Linked DNA regions of Homo sapiens: region 1 is linked to region 2. Evidence: chromatin loops called from intact Hi-C (ENCODE). Cell type or tissue: endothelial cell of umbilical vein. All regions are shown on one strand. Links, peaks and the distances in the headings refer to the core of each region. The heading gives the core; the rest is flanking DNA. Region 1 has its middle 29 kb from the start of AMANZI. Region 2 overlaps LOC124907871 (a long non-coding RNA gene).

Evidence for each region. Hi-C counts contacts between places; a loop is a spot of excess contacts. Peaks named below come from ENCODE experiments on the same cell type or tissue, not always from the same donor. Only the 100,000 strongest peaks of a DNase experiment are listed, where the experiment ranks them.
Region 1: it touches region 2 in a loop (3-fold over the local background); 11 of 110 quality-filtered maps call a loop at or near these places.

Annotation. Positions count from the first base shown.
Region 1 is chr2:112,863,414-112,874,707 of GRCh38, reverse strand. No RefSeq gene overlaps it. Among named protein-coding and RNA genes, the nearest start is that of AMANZI, 29 kb to the right of the region's middle. RefSeq lists a silencer at 8,510-8,710. In endothelial cell of umbilical vein, for the core only: no CTCF peak of the experiment used is centred there; a DNase peak (open chromatin) is centred at 5,037; H3K27me3 peaks cover 894 bases.
Region 2 is chr2:112,807,801-112,819,094 of GRCh38, reverse strand. It overlaps LOC124907871 (a long non-coding RNA gene), which reads left to right. Exons shown (of 2, transcript XR_007087195.1): 2 at 1-2,026. Among named protein-coding and RNA genes, the nearest start is that of IL1B, 23 kb to the left of the region's middle. RefSeq lists enhancers at 729-1,023, 6,283-7,482. In endothelial cell of umbilical vein, for the core only: no CTCF peak of the experiment used is centred there; DNase peaks (open chromatin) are centred at 6,254 and 6,974; H3K27ac peaks cover 2,523 bases.

The sequences.
Region 1 (11,294 bases), core at 1,545-9,544, 56 kb before region 2:
AGCAAGAGTCTGCATCAACAAAATTCCTGTCCTCAGTTCCCTACACTAAAGGTAAATGTATATGGGGTAAATGATGCAGCTATAAGTCCCCAAAAATAACGTCATGATAAAGTCCCACCTGAGCATGAGGTGGACCACATTCTTACATTGTTTAAAAATGGAAGATTTTGTCTTTGCACCTTTCCCTGCTCTTTTTTGGCCCTCAGGGGAAGGTTCCATGTTCTTTCACATGGCACAACCTTACCTTTGTTATGGTTCCCCATCTCCTGGTTCCAATAGAAAGAAAGAATGAATGGCCCAGAAGTGGAATATGTCCATTTAGATACAGTTTAATTTCAGTCAATAGCCATTTATTAAGCACTCACTGTGCCATGAGGAATGAGCAAATAAAAAAGAAATGACCCAACCCTTCAGGAGCTCTCAGGGTCTAGAAAAGAGTAAAAGCAGACACAAAGTCAAAAACTGTGGCACAGATGTGATCAATAATATAATGGAAGTAGAAAAAAAAAGTGTAATCAAAGAAAATGGGACAGGGAGTAACCCCAACTGGACATCGTCTTGGAGTAGATGGGGTGCTAAGACAAGAATTCAATAGCAGAATATGTATGAAGTAGTTATTCCAGGCAGAGAGAATGATTTGAGCTGACAGAACATGGAATTTGAATCAAGAACAGTGAGTAGTAGCCCAGAGTATGCACTGCAGTGTGGTGGAGGATAAAGATGCAAAGGTAGAGGAGAGTGTGGAGGGCTTTGAATTCCGGACTCAGGGGTTTGTGTGTTATTCTACGTGACAGCAACTTTTTATAATTTAGGCTTCCACTAAATTTTTGTAAATGTTCTGCATAAACTCAAAACTAGTATGTATTCTCTAATTCTTGGGTACATATCCAATATATGTTCATTAAATCAAAAGTGTTCATTGCATTAAGTTTTGTCATTGTCTTTTGTCTGTTTGACCTTTACATAATCGAAAGAAGTAAGTTGAAATCCCTCTGCGATTATGGATTTATACATTTTTCATTAGTGCCATACTAGTTTTGTTTCACTTAAATAGTTATTTGAGGCCAGGCACCGTGGCTCACGCCTATAATCCCAACACTTTGGGAAGCCGAGGGGGGCAGATCGCTTGAGCCCAGGAGTTTGAGACCAGCCTGGTAACATGGTGAAACCCCATCTCTACAAAAAATACAAAAATTAGCAGGGCTTGGTGGTGTGTGCCTGTGGACCCAGCTACTCATGAGGCTAAGGCAGGAAGAAAGCTTGAGCCTCAAGAGGTGGAGGCTGCAGTGAGCTGAGATCAAGCCACTGCACTCCAGCCTGAGCAACAGAACAAGATCCTGTCTCAAAAAAAATAAATAAATAAAGTAAATAAAATAAAACTATTTGATTACAAGTTTATAATTGTGTCTTTCTGGTGAATTAAACCTTTCATCATCACAAGTTGACTCACAATAATGCATCTTATCTTAGAGCCTATTCTGATCAGCACTACTACAGTCACTAGAATTTTTTGATGTTGTTCATTTGTTTTCATCTTTTAATGGTGATTTAGTGCATCAGTGATATTTCTGGACCTGTTTCTTCTACCTTTTTCTTTTCCACTTCTATTTGTCCCGCTTTTTCTATGCTTTGATTTTCTCCTTCCGAACCTTTTCTTTCTTTTTTTTTTTTTTTGATTGACTGAGATGTTTTTTGGTCAGTTTTCTTATTCCATATTTTTCCCTTGACTGTTTCAGAAGTTATACTCTCTATTTCTATTTTTTTATGGTTATCCTTAAAGTTTTTCACTGTGTAAGTGACGGTCAAAAATTAATATATTGACTCCCCTCTAGAAGGATAGAAGGACCCTAGAACTTTAACCTTCAAGTAATTCCTGAATCCTTTCCAGCATGCTTGTTTTCTAGTATTTTAATTCTGTCCTTTTCTTTATCCTTATCAACTCATTATTAATAGCATCATTGTCATTATTATCATTTATGCAGGCAGTTTTTTTAATTCACCTATAATTTTAACAATTTCTTTGTTCATAATTCCTTTTTGCATCTCAGACCTTCCTTAGGAATTGTTTTCCTTCTTCCTAAAAACTGCATTTAAAAGTCCATTTAATGAATGCTTGTTGGTGGTAAACTCTCTCAGTTTTGTTTATTTGAAAACATTTTTATATTACCTTCATTACTTTTTGTTAATGTTGATATTTTGTATAAGGCAGCAATTTTCACCCTTTTCACCCTTATTCTTCAAAGATAGATTAAATACGCATTTTGAAAATACTGTTTCACTGAATTTGGTTTCCATTGTTGTTGTTGAGTAGTCTGCCATTGTCATTTCTTTCTAAGTCTGACTTTCTTTTTTTGCTGATTTTAAGATCTTCTCTTTGTCTTTGTTGAGTATTATTATTACAATTTGTTCATAGTATATTTATTTATCCTCCTCAGTGTACATTGTTTTCTCTACTGGTAAAGTCATAGTTTGTGTTGGTTCTGAAAAATTCTCAGCCACCTCTTTAAATATTGCCTTGTTCATTCTCTCTATTCTCTTCTTCCAAAATTCCAGTTAGACCAATGTTAATTCTCATTCTACCCTCCCTATAATTTAACCTCTTTTATAATTCCTGTGTACTTTTGTAAATTCCCATTTTTTCTATCTATGCTGAATTCTGATTTCCTCAGAACTACCTTCCAGTTCATTAATCATTTCTTCAGCTATTTAACCCATCCACTAAGATATGTATTTCAACAATTATACTTTTTTACTTATAGATTACTTCATTTTTTTAAACCTGCCTAGTTTTATTTTTAAATTATGCCTTTTATTTCCTTAGATGTTTTCTAAATAATTATATGTTATATCAACCCTTCCCTTGACTAAATGTGCAACCTTAGACAATTGACTTTATTTCTCTGCTGTGTTTCCTCATCTGTAAAATAGGAATAATTATTGTACCTCCTTCATAGAGATATCGGATTAAATGAGTTACTGTGTTCGTACCAGACAATGTCTTATCAGGAAACAGAAACCAGTCTGGCTATTTCAATCAGAGAGAGAAGTACACACAGGGAAGTCAGTTACAAAATTAGAAGTGGAGGAGCAAAAACGGGGAAGATTGTGGGACCCAGAGATCAGGAACTACAGAAAGCTGCTACTGCACCTGCAGGACCCAAGGCTCCTCTGAGCTTCCACAGAGCCATGCAGCCACTCCAGTAGCCCCTGGTCATCTACTGGCCACTGTCCCTTTAGGAACCTTGCTCGTCTCAGTCCCATGCCTTTAACTCCACACTGTGAGAAGGCTACTTACCTGTGACTGCCACTGTTACTGCCCATTTTGCATGTGCTGCCAGAGGCACAGCCAAGAACAGAATAGCTGCCTCTTCCTTTCTACCTTTTAATCTAGTGCAAATTAAGAGGGCACAGTAGGAGGGTGAGTGTGAAGCTGAGTCGGTATCTGGCACAATGTGCAAAATTCTTAGAACCCAGCACACAGTAAGTACTAGATGCATGTTTGCCATTGTGGCAGTTTTATTCTATATTCAGGAATTCTAACAGCTGAAGACTTAGAGCATCCCAGCTGGTGGTTATTGTTTCTGTTTATTCTCATTCACGTCACTCATGAATTTGTTTATTGCTCTGTGTGTTTGGTGACCTTTGTCTGTGAGCTTGTACATGATTGATCTTAGTCTGTGGGAGTTGTACTGGCTGAATTGGGGAACTTGCCTCCAGAGAGGATTTGTGTCTGCTTCGGGTGGAAGGGCAAGGAAATGCCAACAACCTGAGACCACTTTATTCTGCCTCAAAGGCCCCGGATTGAGGCAGGCCCCTGGGTTCAGCACCCGCTCTTGCCACTGGCACATAATTAAAGAGGCCCATTGATTGCAATGCTTATACAAGTGTTTTCCCTCAGAGAGGAAGACTGCCTTTGACGTGTGTTTACCTGCCGCTCACCACCCTTCCTACTTAAGCCCACTTGGAGGGGGTAGGGAGAGGGGGACAGAAAGAGGATTTTAAGAGATCTCCTTTCCTTGCTGTTCATCCAGAAATGCATTTCAAAATGTGTTTTATCTAAGCCTTACTCATTTTGAGTAAGGAAGACCCTGCAGTGTCTACATTCAACCATGTTGCCAAAAGCAGACATCTGTATTTTATTCAATAGACAAAGGAGGAACCATTAACCAATGGGGGCCAGGGGATGATGGGACCCAATCTCAGTTTTAGAAAGAAAACCAGCAATAAAGCAATCTGATTTTTTTTTTTTTGAGACGGAGTCTCACTCTATCGCCCAGGCTGGAGTACACTGTTGCAACCCCAGCTCACTGAAACCTCCGCCTCCTGGGCTCAAGCAATTCTTCCACCTCATCCTCCCAAGTAGCTGGAACTACAAGCACGCACCATCACACCTAGCTAATTTATTCTTTTTGGTTGTTTTTTTTTTTTTTTTTGTATTTTTGGTAGAGATGGGATTTCACCATGTTGCCCAGGCTGATCTCAAACTCCTGAGCTCGAGCAATCCACTCACCTTGGCCTCCCAAAGTGCTGGCATTACAGGCATGAGCCACTGTGCCCAGCCAAGCAATCTGATTCTTAAGTTAGTTTTCTATGTCTTTTAAAATAAAAGTACAAGAATCATCATCCCCAGAAAGGTATGTGAATGGCAATCACATTCAGATTTTCTAGAAAAGTCCAAATTTCAAGTATTTAACCTCATACTTCTCACATATGTATTTGTCAGAACTCTAATCCTAATTTGAGCTTGAGCAGATACAATCACTGTAAATATGGTCTTCATCAAAAATGTAATACATTGGCATTCTGGCTTATTAATCAATTCCTTGTGAATCTGAGTATTGTTACTTAGACCACAAAGAATTGGATCCCTGACAGTTCAGTAGAAACAAGCACTACCTAGGCAAGTAATGCTGCAGGCAAGCATTTGAACAGTCGTGGCCTCATAAAGGGCAGACACACCCCTGGCAGCCAGCCAGGCTCATTAACAGCAACCCAGAGACTTGCCGAGGTCCTTCTAAGAATCTGATTTCATGAGTCACGCTCCATGGGCACACCCCAAATTTCTGTTTGTTTTGGAAAACTCAGTTACCCTTTACAAAGAATAACTCCTATAAATGATAATGAGAATAATTAAAGCTACATGTGCAAAAACAATTAACTTATTACTGATGCTATCAGCGGATGTTGTCAACTAATAAATCTGTCAAGTTGGCAAGTGAAGAAAGGTGGCATGCTTTCAAACATAAATATAAAATGTTTAAGGAAGAAAAACTGGTAGGCATAACCGCGCCCAATTGTACTGGTTGCATTTCAAATGTCCTGGTCGCACTGATGCATATGCTTGACATGACAGGCAGCACCAGGAAGGAAAGGGAGAGGGCTTGGAAGGAGGAGGGTGCAGCCCCAGGATGGGTGGCTGGAGTGAACTGGGAGACAAAGGCAGGATTTATTTCAGAGGCAGGGCCCACAGAACACTCATGGATAGGTGGGATGTTGAGGGAACAGGCAGAAATCCAAGAGAAGGACTTAGATTTTTTACTTGAGCAATTGGGTAACTGGAAGAACATTTGGTAAGAACTGAGGAACTGGGGGAGGAACAGGAATATCAAGAGTTCTGTGTAGGACATGTTAAGTTGAAGGTGCTTACAGGATAGCCAGATGAAGCATCAGGTGTGCAGTCAAAGATATGAGTCTGGAGCAGCACATCCTAAGTCACCTCCTGCACCAACACAGAACTTCCAGGCCACTCACTTGAGCTCTCCCAAATAGTTTCCAAGTGTCATTATGTTAATAACCTATGAGCTTGAACACCAGATTCAAACCCCACTGCATGGCTTTTAAAGACCATCTCAAGGGCTTGACACTCCAGGGAGCCAACTAAAGATGCCTGGTCCTACCATCAACCTCCACCCCATTTTTTATAGAAAATGTTTCTACCTGTCCTAAGGCAGGGTCCTGCCCCACTCCCAGGCCCCTTTAGATCCCCAATATTCCTCCTCCCTGAACCAAAACCCTCATCATCTTCCAGCATGGGTGGGGCCTCCATTCTTGCTTCTGCTCCCCTGAGCAGAAGCAAGTTTCTCCCAACTTGACCTGATTCTCCTCCTAAGTACCAGTCACTGCTTTGTTTCTGGAATGAGAGAAAAAGACAGAGTGAGAGAGACAATCCAGAACTCTTGCTCACTCACAGCTAGGCTGGGCATCTGGGAGGATGGCTGTGTCCATGGGAACCTGGGAAAAGCCACACCCTTGGCACCCTGGTCACCCACCTGTCTCCCTGGCAGATTCCGCACTGCTCTCTTGCACCCTCTACCAGGGCTAACCGGCCTGCTCACTCTCCCCAGCATGTCTTCCCACGCCCACTCTCTAATTATTACATTCCCTTCACATAAACTGCCCTTCTCTCCCAATCACCACATGTTCACTTCCCACCCAGCTGTCAAAGTCTGGCTCAACCTCATTCTTGAAAAGGAAAAAACAAACAAACAAACAAACAAACAAGCAAAAAACCTATGATGGATTAAGAACACACTTCATTCCAGGAACATGCTTATCTCCTCTAACTCTCACAACAACTACAGCAGGTAGGTGTTATCACACCCATCTCTCAGGTGAGAAAACAGGCTCAACGAGTGCAGGAGGACACAGCAAGTCAGTGACAAAGCTTAAATTCAAGCCCAAGCCTGTTGGCAACCAACGTCTGTACCCTTGATAGCTACCTCATTTACCACCAAATCCAGTGGCCTCAGGCCTGGCTGCACACTGGGATCACCTGGTGCCCAGACCACATCTTAGACCAGTCATACAGAATCTCTTGGGCTGGGATCCTCCACGGTACATTTTAAGGGTCCCCAGGTGAGTCCACCATGGACCCAGAATTGAGAACCACTACCCTATACCATCTCCTTCTTCATCTCTTCTAAGGCATCTCTTACTCGCTGTGAACTCCCATACCACTTTGTTCAATCATCCAATCATTCATTCATTGAGTCAGTTAGTCAGGAGCTACTCACTAGTCCCCTGCCAGGTCCTAGTCATGACATAGGGCTCTGGGGACCAACAAGAAGCAGGACCCATGCCTCCTGCTCTCATGGAGCTTGCTCTGCAGCAGAGGAAGCAGTCAGTGAGATGTAGCAAATGTGAAATGTGCACAGATGGGAAAAGCAAAACTTTAAAACTTTTAGGACAAAATACACAAGAAATCTTTGCAACTTTGGGACAGGAAGGAACAACATTCCTTACACATGACACCAAAGGAATCAACCATAAATAAAAAGGTGATCAATTTGACCTCATTTAAGTGTTAAGCTTTTTTCATTGAGAGACACCATTAAAAATTAAAAATACATGCCACAAACTGGGATACAATATTTACAACACTTATGTCTCACAAAGGATTAGTTTTCAGAATATATAAAGAACTCCCGGCCGGGTATGGCCGCGCACGCTGGAATCTCAGCACTTTGGGAGGCCAGCGGATCACATGAGGTCAGGAGTTCAAGACCAGCCTGGCCAACATGGCAAAACTCCGTCTCTACTAAAAATACAAAAATTAGCCAGGCATGGTGGCGGGTGCCTGTAATCCCAGCTACTCAGGAAACTGAGGCAGGAGAATCACTTGAGCCCAGAAAACAGAAGTTGCAGTGAGCTGAGCTCACATCACTGTAAGCCTCGGTGACAGAGTAAGACTGTCAAAAAAACGAAAACAAAAACAAAAACTCCTACAAATAAATAAGAAAAAAATAGCCCAGCAGGAAAAAGTATATACATTTCATAAAAGAATAAATACATTCTCTCAGTTTTCTAACATATATTTTTTAAGAGTAAATACAAATGGCTAGGAAACATTTTTTTAAATGCCCAACCTCATTAAAAATTATAGAAGTGAAAATTAAGCCACAATAAGATACGATTTTATACCAAATACAGTGTCAACACTTTGCAAGTCTGACCTCACCAAGTGTTACCAGACGTGTGCACTGACGTGGCTGCTGAGATACTGATGGTGGGTGTGTAAATCTGTACTACAAACAATTGCAATAAAATGTAATAAATATACAATAGGTGGAGCAGGAAGTGACCTGCAACCATATAGCAGATAGGGCAGGAAAAAGCCTATGAAAGCTGACATCAAAGGGATAAGTTCCAGTTACCCAGCTGAAGGGAAGGAGGGTGTTTCAGATAGAGGAAGGATAAGCATGACCTATTCAAGGCCAGTGAAAGAAGCGTGCAACGGCCAAGTCAGGAGAACCTGAAATTGTGTCAAAGAGCTTGGATGCAAAGAGCCGTGGGAGACTATTGGGGGTTTTAAGCAGGGATATAATATTCATTCAAGCATGCAGTAAAAGGTCACTGGCACCTGCCATGGGCCAGGACTCGGGCTCTACATGATTGCGTCTGTTTTGGAAATATCACCCTGGCTGTGAGATGAAGAACAGGTAGGAGGGTCACAAAACTTGAAGCAGAGAGACTGTTGAGGAAGTAAGCTGTTTTTGTGTGGACTGTGGCAATCACAGAGGCAGAGGATATAAATGCACAGAGACACAAGGCATGTGGGAGGCAGAAGGAATCAAATACAATGAGTGATCAGATGTGGGGTTAGAGTGGTGAGTGAGAAGACATACTCAAGGTGACACGCCCAGGTATCTGGGTGGATGGTAAGACATTCATGGACTAGGAATCGAGGAGGAGGGTGGGGAATGGACAATACGTGCAGTTTAGAAGGGGTAGACAAAAGAAGATTATACAGGAGACTGAGAGAGGAATAGACAAAGGAATCCCGGTGCAGTATTACAGAAACTGGGGTGGGAGGGGGTTGTAGTTCAAGAAGGAAAGAAAATTGTCAAATAGTATGAAATGCTGCAGAGAAACTCACGGATTTTTTTTTTAAGCTTAGAATTATTCATTGACTATGTGAATAAGAATAACTTTTATGAAAGAAGTTTTGCTTAAGTAGTAGGAAGAAGCAAAATTGTTGAGGGCTGATGAGTGGGAGGAGAAGTAAGTGAAGGCACTCTTTCAAGAGAAACAAAGCAGAAGGTGAGGAGAATACTAATGAAGGAGTTACGGCCTTCACTATTTTGTTTTGCTTTAGATAAGCAAGACTTGAGTGGGTCTGGTGAGGAGAAACAAGTAGAGTACAAAGTTAAAGGAGAGACAGACAGAGATAGAGATAGGGACAGAGAGAGAGACAGAGACAGAGCACAAAAGAGCAAGGTCCCTGAGAACACGGGCCTTCTGTTTAAACCCCAGCCAGATGTATTGCAATTCAATTCCAGTACTAACCACCCAGAGTTTGTGTAGACTCTACAAGTTAAAGAGCATGGTCCCCAACAAGACTGCTTCTACGTCAGATGCCAGGCACACTTCAGGGGTCCCCAAGCCACTCATGTTTTTTGAATGACTGCCATAAGTTCAAAAATTCCCACAATTCTCTCAGATTCAATAACTGGGTATAACAACTCATAGAACTCAAGAAAATGCTATCATTATTATTACAATTTTATTATAAAGGATACAAATCAGAAGGACTAGCCAAATGAGGAGACACATAGAGAGAGGACTAGTAAAAAACAGAGCTTCTGCGTCCTACCTTCAAGGAATCAGGATGCACCACCCTCCCAGCACATCAAGTGCTCATCAACCAGGAAGTTCCTCTGAGCTCCAATGTCCAGAGATTTTAGGGAGGATTCATTACATAGGTATCATTGATTAAATCATTGGCCATGTACTTGAACTCAATCTCCAGTGTCCCTCTTCTCCCTAGAGGTCTGAAGGGTTGGCTAATATCATGTGGCTCAAAGCCCCAACTCTAATTACCTTTTTGGTCTTTTCAGGGACTAGACCCCATCCTGAAGCTATCTACAGGCCCTGCCATGAGTTAGCTCATTAACATAACAAAGACACTTATATTACTCAGAAAATTCCAACAGTTTTAGAAGCTCCATGTCAGGAACCTGGGACATAGATCAAATTCTTTTTTTTTTTTTTTTTTTTGGAGACAGGGTCTTGCTGTGTTGCCCAGGCTAGAGTGCAACGACAGATCACAGCTCAATGCAGCTTCAACTTCCCAGGCTTAAGTGACCTTTCCACCTTAACCTTCCAAGTATCTGGGACCACAGAAAATGGCTAATTATCCTGGCTGATTTTTAAACTTTTTTTTTTTGTAGGGATGGGATCGCCCTGTGTTGCCAAGGTTGGTCTCAAACTCCTGGGTTCAAGCAATCATTCTGCCCTGGCCTCTGTGATGGTTAATACTGAGTGTCAACTTGATTGGATTGAAGGATACAAAGTATTATTTTTGGGTGTGTCTGTGAGGGTGTTGCCAAAGGAGATTACATTTGAGTCAGTGGACTGGGAAAGTCCACCCTTTCCCAGTGGACTGGGAGACCCACCCTCAATCCAGGTAAACACAATCTAATCAGCTGCCAGTGTGGTCAGAATAAAAGGAGGCAGAAGAACAGGGAAACACTAGACTGGCTTAGTCTTCCAGCCTACATCTTTCTCTCATGCTGAATGCTTCCTACCCTCGAACATCAGCCTCCAAGTTCTTCAGTTTTTGGACTCTTGGACCTTCAACCACAGATTGAAGACTGCAGTGTTGGCTTCCCTGTTTTTGAGGTTTTGGGACTCAGACTGGCTTCCTTGCTCCTCAGCTTGCAGATGGCCAATTGTGGGACTTTAACTTGTGATCATGTGAGTCAATATTCCTTAATAAACTCAGATATATATATATGTATCAGACATATATATATATCCTATTGTATATTATATACAGATATATAATATCCTATTATATACAGATATATAATATCCTATTATATACAGGTATATATATATATATGTATCATATATATATATCCTATTGGTTCTATCCCTCTTGAGAATCCTGACTAATACAGCCTCCCAAAATGCTGAGATTACAGGAGTGAGCCACAGCCACCATGCCCAGCCCCAAATTCTTAATTATACAACAATGGGTCCAGAGATCAGGGCCTGGGTAGGATGCAGCAATAAGAAAACAGATGGTGGATGGGGACACATGTTGGAAGTGTGGCAGGACATGGCTGAGGGAGCTCATAGGATGGTGTCTATTTTCATGGCTGAGTGTGAGGAACAGCATAAGGTCAAAATTTCAGGTCAATGGTGAGTTTTTTAAATTGTTGCTGTGAACCCCAAAAATCTGACCCAGGTCTCAGTTAATTTAGAAAGTTTATTTTTCCAAGGTTGAGAACACCCACCCACTCACGACAAGAGCATCAGGAGGTCCTGACCACATGTGCCCAAGGTGGTAA
Region 2 (11,294 bases), core at 2,250-10,249:
TTTCTTAATATTCTCTTTTTCTCTCATATCCATTTTCCTTACTGCTGTCTCCACCTTTCTCTTCCAAACTCCCTGTTAAAATCCCTGCCCCAGCGAACTTTTATTCAATTTTGTGGAATGGAGGCTGCTCTGATTTAAATTAAAAAAAAAAAAAATCCCTACTCCATGTCCCAGATCCCTAGTTGTTTTTTGTTTTTTGTTTTCCTGAGACAGGGTCTTGTGTCTTCCATGCTGGAGTGCAGTGGCATGATCATGGCTCACTGCAGCCTCAACCTCCTGGGCTCAAGTAATTCTCTTGCCTCAGCCTCCCCAGTAGCTGGGAGTTCAGGTATGTGCTACCATGCCTAGCTAATTTTTTTCTTTTATTTTGTAGAGACACGGTCTTGCCAGGTTGCCCAGGCTGGTCTAGAACCCCTGGGCTTAAGTGATCCTCCTGCCTCGGCTTCCCAAAGTGCTGGGATTACAAGTGTGAGGCACTGCACCCAGGCTGGATCCCTGCATTTTTACAGATTTAGCATCACAAAAGTCTAAACAATTAGACTGACTAAGGCAGAACTGCCCTTATGACAGCAGACATAAGAAGGAAAAGGCCAAAACACTGTGTTAAAAATTATCCAAATGTGAGGAAAAGGCAAAGAGAGTAGGTGTGCCTTTTTAGTGTCTAAGCTGCCTGCCCAAGGGGCATCTGATGCTCTCAGGCAGGAGTCCACAAATTTTTTTTTGTAAAAGATCAGATAGTAAATCTTTTCAGCGTGAAGAGCATGAGGTCTCTGTCACAAATACTCAACCACCATTACAACATGAAAGCAGCCAACAGACAACACATGACAAATGAGTGTGGCTGTGTTCCAGTAAATCTTGATTACAAAAACAGGCAAGAGGCCAGAGCTGACCCATGGGCCATAGTTTGCTGACCCCTTCTGTAAAGGAAAGTATTTTTGTTTGACTTGCTGTTTACCATTGATTGAACACAAGGCTCTGTAGAGTTACTTGTTAACTTGCAGAAGATTGATGAGTGGCAAGTAATTTTTATTCACCAGAATATAAAATTATTTCTGTTCAGTAGAAAAGATAAACCCAACTGTTATATTATTGTCCTGTTTTGTATGTAACTTTGCTTCATTTTTTAACAAATTAATATTATTGCCCTAATTTGTATATAACTATGCTTCTTTTAAAAATATATATTTTTTAATAAATTTGAGACAGGGTCTCACTAGGTTGCCCAGGCTGGTCTTGAACTCCTGGCCTCAAGTGACTCTCCCACCTTAGCCTACTGCATAGCTGGGATTACAGGCACAAACCACTGCATGCAGCTAACTTTGCTTCTCATTCCAGCACTTTTTATTCCACTGATTATATGTATATGTATATCTGCATCATCTCTCTCTCTCTCTCTCTCTCTCTCTCTATATATATATATATGGAAATATCTCTCTCTCTCTATATATATATATGGAAATATATATCTCAGTCTCTCCTATCCTCCTTTAATCAGTTTTGCTATCCTGTCAATTCCCCCAACGAGTGTGATGTTGTGAAATATATATTTGTTCTTCATCTCCTGTTTCCTGACATACAGCTTTTAAAAACCCTTGGAATCTCTGGAATAATAAGAGTGTCTTTTGCATGCTAATAGATGACTGCTGGCTGGCAGCCCCAATGCAGTAGCTTCATGATGGGGTTTGTCACAGGAAAGACCAAGGCAGGATTGGAGACTTGAGACTGTTAGCCCCACTCCCCAACCACTGGAGGGAGTGGAGGGGCTGAAGGTTGTGTCAGTCACCAATGGCCAATGGTTCGGTCAATCATGTGTACGTAATAAAGCCACTCTTAAAAACCCAAAAAGGACAGGGTTTGGAAGGGCTCCCAGATAGCTGGACACATGAAGGTTCCTGGAGGGTGGTGCCCCAGAGGGGCATGGAAGCTCCACACCCCTTCTCACATGCTTTGCTCTGCGCATCTCTTCATCTGGTGTTCATCTGTATCCTTTGTAATATCTTTTAGAATAAACTGGTAAACTTAAGTGTTTTCCTGAGTTCTGTGAGCTGCTCTAGCAAATTCACGGAACCCGAGGGAAGCAAACCCAGATTTATAGCCATCAGTCAGAAGCATAGGTGACAACCTACCACTTGTAACTGGCACCTGAAGTGGGAGGCAGTCTTGTGAGACTGAGCCCTCAACCTGTGGGATCTAACGCTAACTCCAGGTAGATAGTGTTGGAGTGAATTAGGACACCCAACTGGTGTCGGCTGCTGGAGGACTAGTGGTGGGAGAAATCCCCAAGCATTTCGGTGACTAGAGGTCACAGAAGAACTCAGTGTTGAGGTGTTGTGACAGTATGGTAGGGAAAACTGCGTCTGGTTTTTTCCTTTTACAATCAGTTAAATATTTAACACAAGTCTACTGTATATTAGTAAAAGGGTTACATTTTTTAATGTCTTGACAGTTGCACTTTGACAACTTCCATATCAATCACTTTTTTTCCTGTCCCTTTGGAACCAAAATCACTTGGGTTACCCTGAACCAGGCTGCAGCCTATTCCCCAGGCCTTGAAAGCTTTGAGGCCCTTCTGCCAGCCCTAATCCCTCTGAATACCAGGCCTCCTGGAGTTAAAAAATAGACTTGAGGCCAGGCCTGGTGGCTCACACCTGTAAGCCCAGCACTTTGGGAGGCAGAGGCGGGTAGATCACAAGGTTAGGAGTTCGAGACCAGCCTGGCCAACATGGTGAAACCCCGTCTCTACTAAAAATACAAAAAAAAATTAGCCGGGCGTGATGGTACACGCCTGTAGTGCCAGCTACTCAGGAGGCTGAGGCAGGAGAATTACTTGAACCTGGGAGGCAGAGGTTGAAATGAGTCAAGATCGTGCCACTGCACTCCAGCCTGGGCGACAGAGTGAGACTCCGTCTTCAGGGGAGTTAAAAAAAAAAAAAAAAAAAAGACTTGAACAATGAGGCTCCACTGGATGGATTTAGGGGAATTACAGGAAGCAGGACCTGACGGTGCAATGCCACACTCCACCTGTCCAGACTTGGACCTCACCAAGGGAGGTCTGTGGGGACAGGGAGAGGCCCTCTGCCTCCACCCCCTCCTCTACTCCCCAAACCCTGAGTCAGGCTGAATGTAGTAAACCTGGAACAGAAAAGTTCAGTTTGGCAATAGGTATCTGAAGGACTCCAGGTGCTTCTCCCTTGATTCAAAATTTTACTTATAAAAAAAATTATAAGAAAATTCTACTTAAAAGAAATAATCAGGGAGGTACAACAAATTGTACTTTTTTTTTTTTTTTTTTTTTTTTGAGATGGAGTCTCACTGTTGCCCATGCTGGAGTACAGTAGTGTGATCTCGGCTCACTGCAACCTCCGCCTCCTAGGTTCAAGTGATTTTCCTACTTCAGCCTCCCAAGTAGCTGCGATTACAGGTGTGTGCCACCACACCCGGCTAATTTTTGTATTTTTGGTAGAGACGGGGTTTCACCATGTTAACCAAGATGGTCTCGAACTCCTGACCTCAGGTGACCCACCTGCCTCAGACTCCCAAAGTGTTGGGATTACAGGGGTGAGCCACTAAGCCCAGCCATTGTACATATTTTGTGGGTATTTACTAAAACATTATTCAAAATAGTAAAAAAAAATTGAAATAAACTGGGGACTGGTTAAATAATTTTGGGTACAACCACATGATGGAATACTATACAGCCATTAAAAATTACATTGAGGCCAGGTGTGGTGGCTCATGCTTGTAATCTTAGCACTTTGGGAGGCCAAAGTGGGAGGATTGCTTGGACCCAGGAGCTCAAGACCAGCTTGGGCAATGTGGCAAAACCCTGTCTCTAAAAAAAAAATACAAAAAAAATTAAAAAGCTGGGTGTGGAGGCACACACCTCTAGTCCCAGCTACTCAGAGGGCTAAGGTGGGAAGATCACTTGAGCCGGGGAGGTCAAGGCTGCAGTGACCCAAGATCGGGTCATTGCACTCCAGCCTGGGCAACAAAGCAAGACCCTGTCTCAAAAAAAAAAAAAATACATTGAAGAATATCTTACGGTATGGATAAATATTCATTTTACAGTGATAGATGCAAATAAAAGCAAATTACAAAATATACAGTTTAATTCCAACTTTGATACTACATATGTATATATGAATACATGCATATGTTATGTATGTATATGTAAATATAACAATATATGTTCTATATATGGATATTATATATTTACACATACATACACACATATATAATATCTTCTCTAGAGAGCAGAAAGAGAGTAGACAGATAATGAAGATAGGATACAACTCCAGTCCAGCTCAACCTAGGGGACTTGTTTTAAAGCCTCAGGAGAGAGAAGTTGGGACTAGAAAGCAAGGCAGCTATTTGTAAGCATCTTTGTGTTTCATGCTATTGGGGTGGGAAACAACAGCACAACTTTTGAAAGCCCCTTTCTACTCACCCCACAAACTGCAGAGCAGCTTTAGGACCCTCAGAGTTCAAGAAGACCATTTGCAGAGTAGAAGAAGTAAAAACATGTATGAACTTGACCCTGAGCTCATGGACTGTGCCATGAGGGAAATTCCTAAAACAGCAGGAGAGGCCCTGGAGGAAGGCAGAGGCCCTGCATCAGCAAGTCCAGGCAAAAGCCTGCATTCCATAGATGCTCATCTCTCTGGCTGGTGAGGTCTAAAGACGTTTGGTCTCAATATTAAGTCTCGTGAGAGAGGTCACAAACCCAGTCCCTTGGCCACAAAAGGAAATAAATTCTGGCTTGAGACATTAGGGAGGAACAGGGCAAGGGGAGGTTCAAGAAAGTTTTAATGGATGAGATGATATTTAAGCAAGGCCCTGGAAAATGAGAATTTCAACCAATAGCCATATGGTAGGTCAGAAAGCAAAGATAAGGAGGGGGCAAGTGCAAGGGGCAACATCAGATATGACCAGGGTGTCGTGGGGCATGGCTGATGGAGAAGAAGATTAGACTGGAGTTTGGGAATGCCACAGTATCGAGGTTGGATTTAATCCTATGGGTAATAAAGCCAACTGTTCAACCCCCAACCCACTTGCAATATGGCTCCAAAATAGCAGGTGTTTGATAAAATGACTACTTTTACTCTACTATTCCCTCCCTCTTAAGAAGAAAAAGAAAGTGGAGGCTCAGAGAAAGGCAGTGGCTTGTCCCAATCACACTATGATTTGGCCACAAAACAAGAACGAAATGTTACACCCAAAAATGCTGCCTCCACCTCCCTTCCTTGCTTTCCTCCCTGCTGGACTACAGACTATCTCAAGAGTGACGTACACCATCAGGGCTTCAGCTTTTCCCCGAAACAATGCCAAAATATTAGCCATACGTCACTGTAGTAAGAGCCCTGAATCGGGAATCCCAGCTTTGACGCAGACATGCTGATTGACTCTGTGACCATTCTCTTCACTTCTCCACTCTATTCTTCCCCACCTGTAAAGTGAGGTCCTTTCCAGTTATAAAAACAGATGATGCTATTGTCCTGTTTTGTATCTAATCTTGCTGTGTTATAAAAAAAATAAGGCTCTGTACATTCATCTTGGCCAATTCCCTTCTTATCTCTACTTCCCACAGCCCCTTTTTGTACAGAAAACCAGCATTGTTCTTCTGGATCCATCTCTTAAGAAAGCGCTTTGCCTCCCCGGTTATTTAGGTGATAAGAAGTGTCCTAGATGACAGCCCTGGAATGGGCTGGAGGCAACAAAAAAGCAAGTGAAATAGACAGTTACAGCGACGACAATAATAACAACCAACACCTCTCACTAAAGAGAAAGAAATAAAAAAGAAAATTAAAATCTGCCGCAATGCCCACACAGTCATTGAATAGCTGCATGTGTACAGCACTTGGTTACTTTTACATACTTCATATTTTAGCCTTCAGAGCAGCTCACAGGGGTGGATTTAATTTTTAGTCCAGCTCCTGGCACGGTGCCTGGCACAAGTTTAATAAATGTTCTGTGAATAAATGACCCTCTTTTTAGATGAGGAAATCGAGGCTCAAGGAGAACAAGCAATGTAATGTCCCCCTCCTGTTCAGCCATCTGCCTTTCACGCCACTGAATGCAGTAGTCCTCCGTGCCCTGAACTTGACCCTCTTCTGCTTTTCGGACTGGTCCTTCTAATCCCGTTGTGACTCACTACACCACCTCTCCTGCATATGACGTCTACATTTTAAAACAAACCGTATGGAAATAACACATTAGTCGGCTTGCTCCCCCACCCCCGCAAAAAAAAAGGCCTCTTTATAACAGAAACTTCTCAGGCTGGTAGGGGAATTTTATTCCCCCATTTATGGTAGAAAGGCCCTAACCTTGGACCTCACGCCATAGCTATTCACATGGGGGAATGATGAATAACATGGGAAGCAGCATGTAACTCTCCTGGGCCCTAGTACAGACGAGTTACTCCCAGGCCGTCCTTTAACCATCAACCCCCTCCACAGAAAATGAGCTTTGGAATGTCTGCCCCAAATTGGGGTAGGGCTCCCCAGAACCATGGACATTCCTCATCTACTCCTTGGAAGTGGCAGGTCGGGTTTAGCACACAGTCTATAGAAAGTCTACACACATGGCAGTCATCTCTATCTATTGTGACAAATGGCTGGAACTCAAGCATACAATATACCCACTGGTTCTTCTTTTTTGACAGTGACATCAGGAACATTTGCATCTTCCATCCCAGGGAAAGGTAAAGAGAGTCAGGCCTTTAAACACAAAATTGATGGAGGCTCAGGTCTAATGAATTATTTCACTCATAGCTATTTTATTTTTCCTGCCAATAAAAATACTTAGAGACTGAGTTGGCAAATGAGAGCCTGAGACACGTGCGGGGAAATTCTGGTTCTGCTGCTGCTACTGCTACTGCTACTGCTACTGCTACTGCTACTGCTACTGCTACTGACTAATCACTCGGAATTCACTTTGTCTCCACCAGAACTCTGCCCCTACTTCCTTGGGAATTCCCCAGCACAGGAAGTTTGCAATTGCTTGATACCTTGCTGTTTCTAAGACCGGAAATGGAATATTTGTGGAACTTCCTTTGCCAGAGGAAATGGTGACCTTTAAACTTTCATTGAAAGAGAAGGAAGTGGGTGCGATACTACGGTTCCCTCTGTCAGTACTGTCTAGCAAGGCTAAGAATGATCCTTGGAGTGACCTCAGCAGAGTCCCTGAGAGACAGCTGGGCAGTAGCTCTACGGGTGTCCTGGGCCTAAGCCCCATCTGCCCTCCTCCCAACCCACCTTCCACTCTCAAGAGGCCTTGGATTCTATTTTCTAAGACCAGGAATGAAAAAGACTCAACAAGAACCTCACAGTCCCTACCTGAGCCTGCTTCCCAAGCCTGTCCTAGGGCTGTCCTTCCAACCCCCAGCCCATCAGCCTTGTGGCCTCCCTGTGTGTGGAAGGCACTTTCTTCCTGGCCACCAAAAACAGGTCCTCCCCGGACTTCAGGCTGCTCCTCATCAGCTGATGCCCTCCAGGTTCACACCTCCCAAAGTTCTCTTCCTGGCTCCAGGCCCTGGAATCCCCGTATTCAGCAATTCATCTTTGACTCCCTTCCTCTTTCCCCTCCCTTCTCTTCCCTGCCAGGAAGGCCCATTCCTGAGTGATGCCAGACATATCCCCATTTACCTCCACACCATCCTGCATTGAGTGGGAGCATCTCTTTTATCTCTGCAAGACCTCTCCATTACCCACGGGCTGGCAAGCTCTCCTCCTAAGAAGTTTCCCAAAGCAGATGCTTTATAGAAGCAGGAAAGGAGAAAAGGAAGAAGAAAGGGAGGGGAAGCTACTTTTTTACTGAATGCCACATGTAAACAATATATTGGGTCATCTGAACTTACCGAAGTACAAACCAGAAATGGCATTATTTTTTTCCAGTAACTGCCTTCAAACGTACTCTATCAGACCCCCCTGACATCTCAGGTCACTGCAGAACTTTCTGTTAAATAACTTGCATATATGAACAGTCTCAGAGGCCAAAAAAAAAAATAACAGCTATGCACTCTTGCACCTAATTCTGTACTTTTCGCCAAACGCCATTAAAATATTATAACATTAAAGGGATATTTAAATTCACGAATCCACAAGGATGGGGAAAACAAATGAGAAGACAGCAAGAGTGAGGGAGAAGGGGATACATTTCTTTGATCAATCAGGCAATTCCCTGGCATTCACATCACCGAGTTCATATTTGCAGTAGCAATTCAAGAGTTCTGAGCCTCACACAGGAGTATCTTTAAGAAAAAAAGAAAAAAATTTTTGGAAGGCTGGAAAGCAGTTGGGCAAATGGTAGCTGATCCTAAGGACCAATCGACATCTAGTACCTTTGGGAGTGGGATCACAGAGATGGTAAAATAAAAAAAGATTGCATGAAAGCTGGTTAAGAAATAGAAACACTTGGGCCGGGCACGGTGGCTCACGCCTGTAATCCCAGCACTTAGGGAGGCCGAAGCGGGCAGATCACGAGGTCAGGAGATCGAGACCATCCTGGCTAACATGGTGAAACCCCGTCTCTACCAAAAATACAAAAAAAATTAGCCAGGTGTGGTGGCGGGCGCCTGTAGTCCCAGCTACTCAGGAGGCTGAGGCAGGAGAATTGCTTGAACCCGGGAGGTGGAGCTTGCGGTGAGCCGAGATCGCACCACTGCACTCCAGCCTGGGCAACAGACAGAGCGAGACTCCGTCTCAAAAAAAAAAAAAAAAGAAAAAAGAAAGAAAGAAATAGAAACACTCCCCCACTCCGCAAAAAAATACATTCTGTATGTTTCCATTTATACAAAACTCTAGAAAATGTAAACTAGGCCAGGAGTCATGACTCATGCCTGTAATCCCAACAATTTGGGAGGCCAAGGAGGGAGGGCTGCTTGAGGCGAGGAGTTCGAGACCAGCCTGAGAAACATAACAAGACCCCATTTTTATTTAAAAAATTTTTTAAGCCAGTTGTGGTGGTGTACCCCTGTAGTCCCAGGTACTCAGGAGGCTGAAGTGGGAGGACCACTTGAAACTAGGAGTTCAAGGCTGCAATGAGCTATGATCGCACCACTGCACTCCATCCTGGGCAACAGAGTGAGACCTTGTCTCAAAAAAAAAAAAAACCCACAAAATGTAAACTAATCTATAGTGACAGAAAACAGGTGGTTGTTTGCTTGGCAATGAAGGAAGGGAGGAGAAGGAATTAAGAAGAAGCTTGAGGTAACTTAGGAGGTATATTAGTTCCTTGTCACACTGCTATAAAGAGCCACCTGAGACTGGGTAATTTATGAAGAAAAGAGATTTAACTGACTCACAGTTCTGCAAGCTGTACAGGAGGCATGGTTAGGGAGGACTCAGGAAACACATCATGGCAGAAGGGCAAAGAAGAGGCAAGCACATCCTCACATGGCAGCAGGAAAGAGAGTGAGTGAAGGGGAGCTCATGAGAGCTCATTCACTATCTCAAGAACAGCAAGGGGGAAGTGCACCCCCACAATTCAATCACCTCCCACAAAGCCCCTCCCCCAGCATTGGGGATTACAATTCAACATGAGACTTAGGTGGGGACACAGAGCTAAACTGTATCAGGAGGTGATAAATATATTCACTATCTTGATTGTGGTGATGTTTTCACAGGGTTATATCAAAGTATAAGTTGCACAATTTAAATATGTGCTCTGTTTATTGTATGTCTATTTTACAACAATAAAGCTGTTCCTTAAATTTCTTTTTTGAGACAGGGTTTTGCTCTGTCACCCAGGCTGGGGTAGAGTGGTGTAATCACAGCTCACTGCAGCCTTGACCTCCTGGGCTCAATAAAGCTATTCTTTTAAAATGCTGGCAGAGCTGTGAGAAAATTCTTATTTGTTGCTAGTTGATTCAGTCTTTTTGGAGGACAGCATGACAATTATTTAACTTCTGAATAATCATAAAATGATATTAATGGGGGAAAAATAAATGGTTAGATTTTCAGGTCATCTTTCCCATACTAGCAGAAGACAGAGAGTTAAGGTAGGAGATTACTAAAAACAAGATGATCATTGAAAGGATTCAGCATGATGTTGAATACTCCAGCCCTTCTCCCTCACATTACACACAGAAGGCTGGTAGCCAGGCCTTTATCCTCCAGGCAGGAGATCAAAAGAGCCTTTCCCAGGGAATCAGGCCTATACTAATAGTAGGGGTCCCAAACCCATTGGCCTTGCCAGGACATCAAGCAATGACACTCACAGCCAACAAGCCTCACCCATGTATTCAGAGTTTCCAATCAGCTTTCCAGTTGCCCACTCTCAAAAATCTAGTATTACTAAACGTCTGCAGAAAGTTTCTAGCAAGATAGAGATCAAAATAAAACAACCCAAAAAAGCAGAAAGGGGAAAAAAGACTTGGTAAAGAGAAGAAAACTTTTAAAAAATGTCAGATTCAGTGGCTCACACCTGTAATCCCAACACTTTGGGAGGCTGAGGCAGGAGGATTACTTAAGCCCAGGAGTTCAAGACCATACTGGGCAACATAGCAAGACCTCGTCTTTATTAACAATTTAAAAATTAGTGGCCGGGTGCAGTGGCTCACGCCTGTAATCCCAGCACTTTGGGAGGCCAAGGTGGGCAGATCACAAGGTCAGGAGTTCAAGACCAGCCTGGCCAACATGGTGAAACCCTGTCTCTACAAAAATACAAAAATTAGCTGGGCATGGTAGTGTGTTTCTGTAATCCCAGCTACTCAGGAGGCTGAGGCAGGAGAATTGCTTGAACCAGGACCCAGGAGGCAGAGGTTGCTGTGAGCCCAGATTGCACCACTGCACTCCAGACCGGGCTACAGAGTGAGACTCCACCTCAAAAACAAAAAAATTAGCTGGGTATGGTGACACATGCCTGTGGTTCCAGCTACTTGGGAGGCTGAAGCAGGAGGATAGCTTGAGCTCAGAGATCAAGGCTGCAGTGATCCATGATCACACCACTGCACTCCAGCCTGAGTGACAGAGTAAGACACTGTTTTGAAAATAAAAATAAATAAAAATTTAAAAACTATTATTAATATCTCCAGAGTAATAAGATAGTAGAACTGTCAATTGAAGACAAAATACTATGGGGGAAAATGTGAGGAAGAGAGAGGTGTATTCAAAGTAAAAAATATATAGTAAAAGAAATGAAATTCAATAAAAGAGTTGGGAGATAAGGTTAAGCAGGTCTCTCGGAAAGTAAAGCAAAAGGATAAAGACTTAGAAAATGAAGTAAAGTCAATAGGAATATTAGAGGACAGATCTAAGAGACTCGGGGCTGAAAACAGACCAGAGAAAGACACA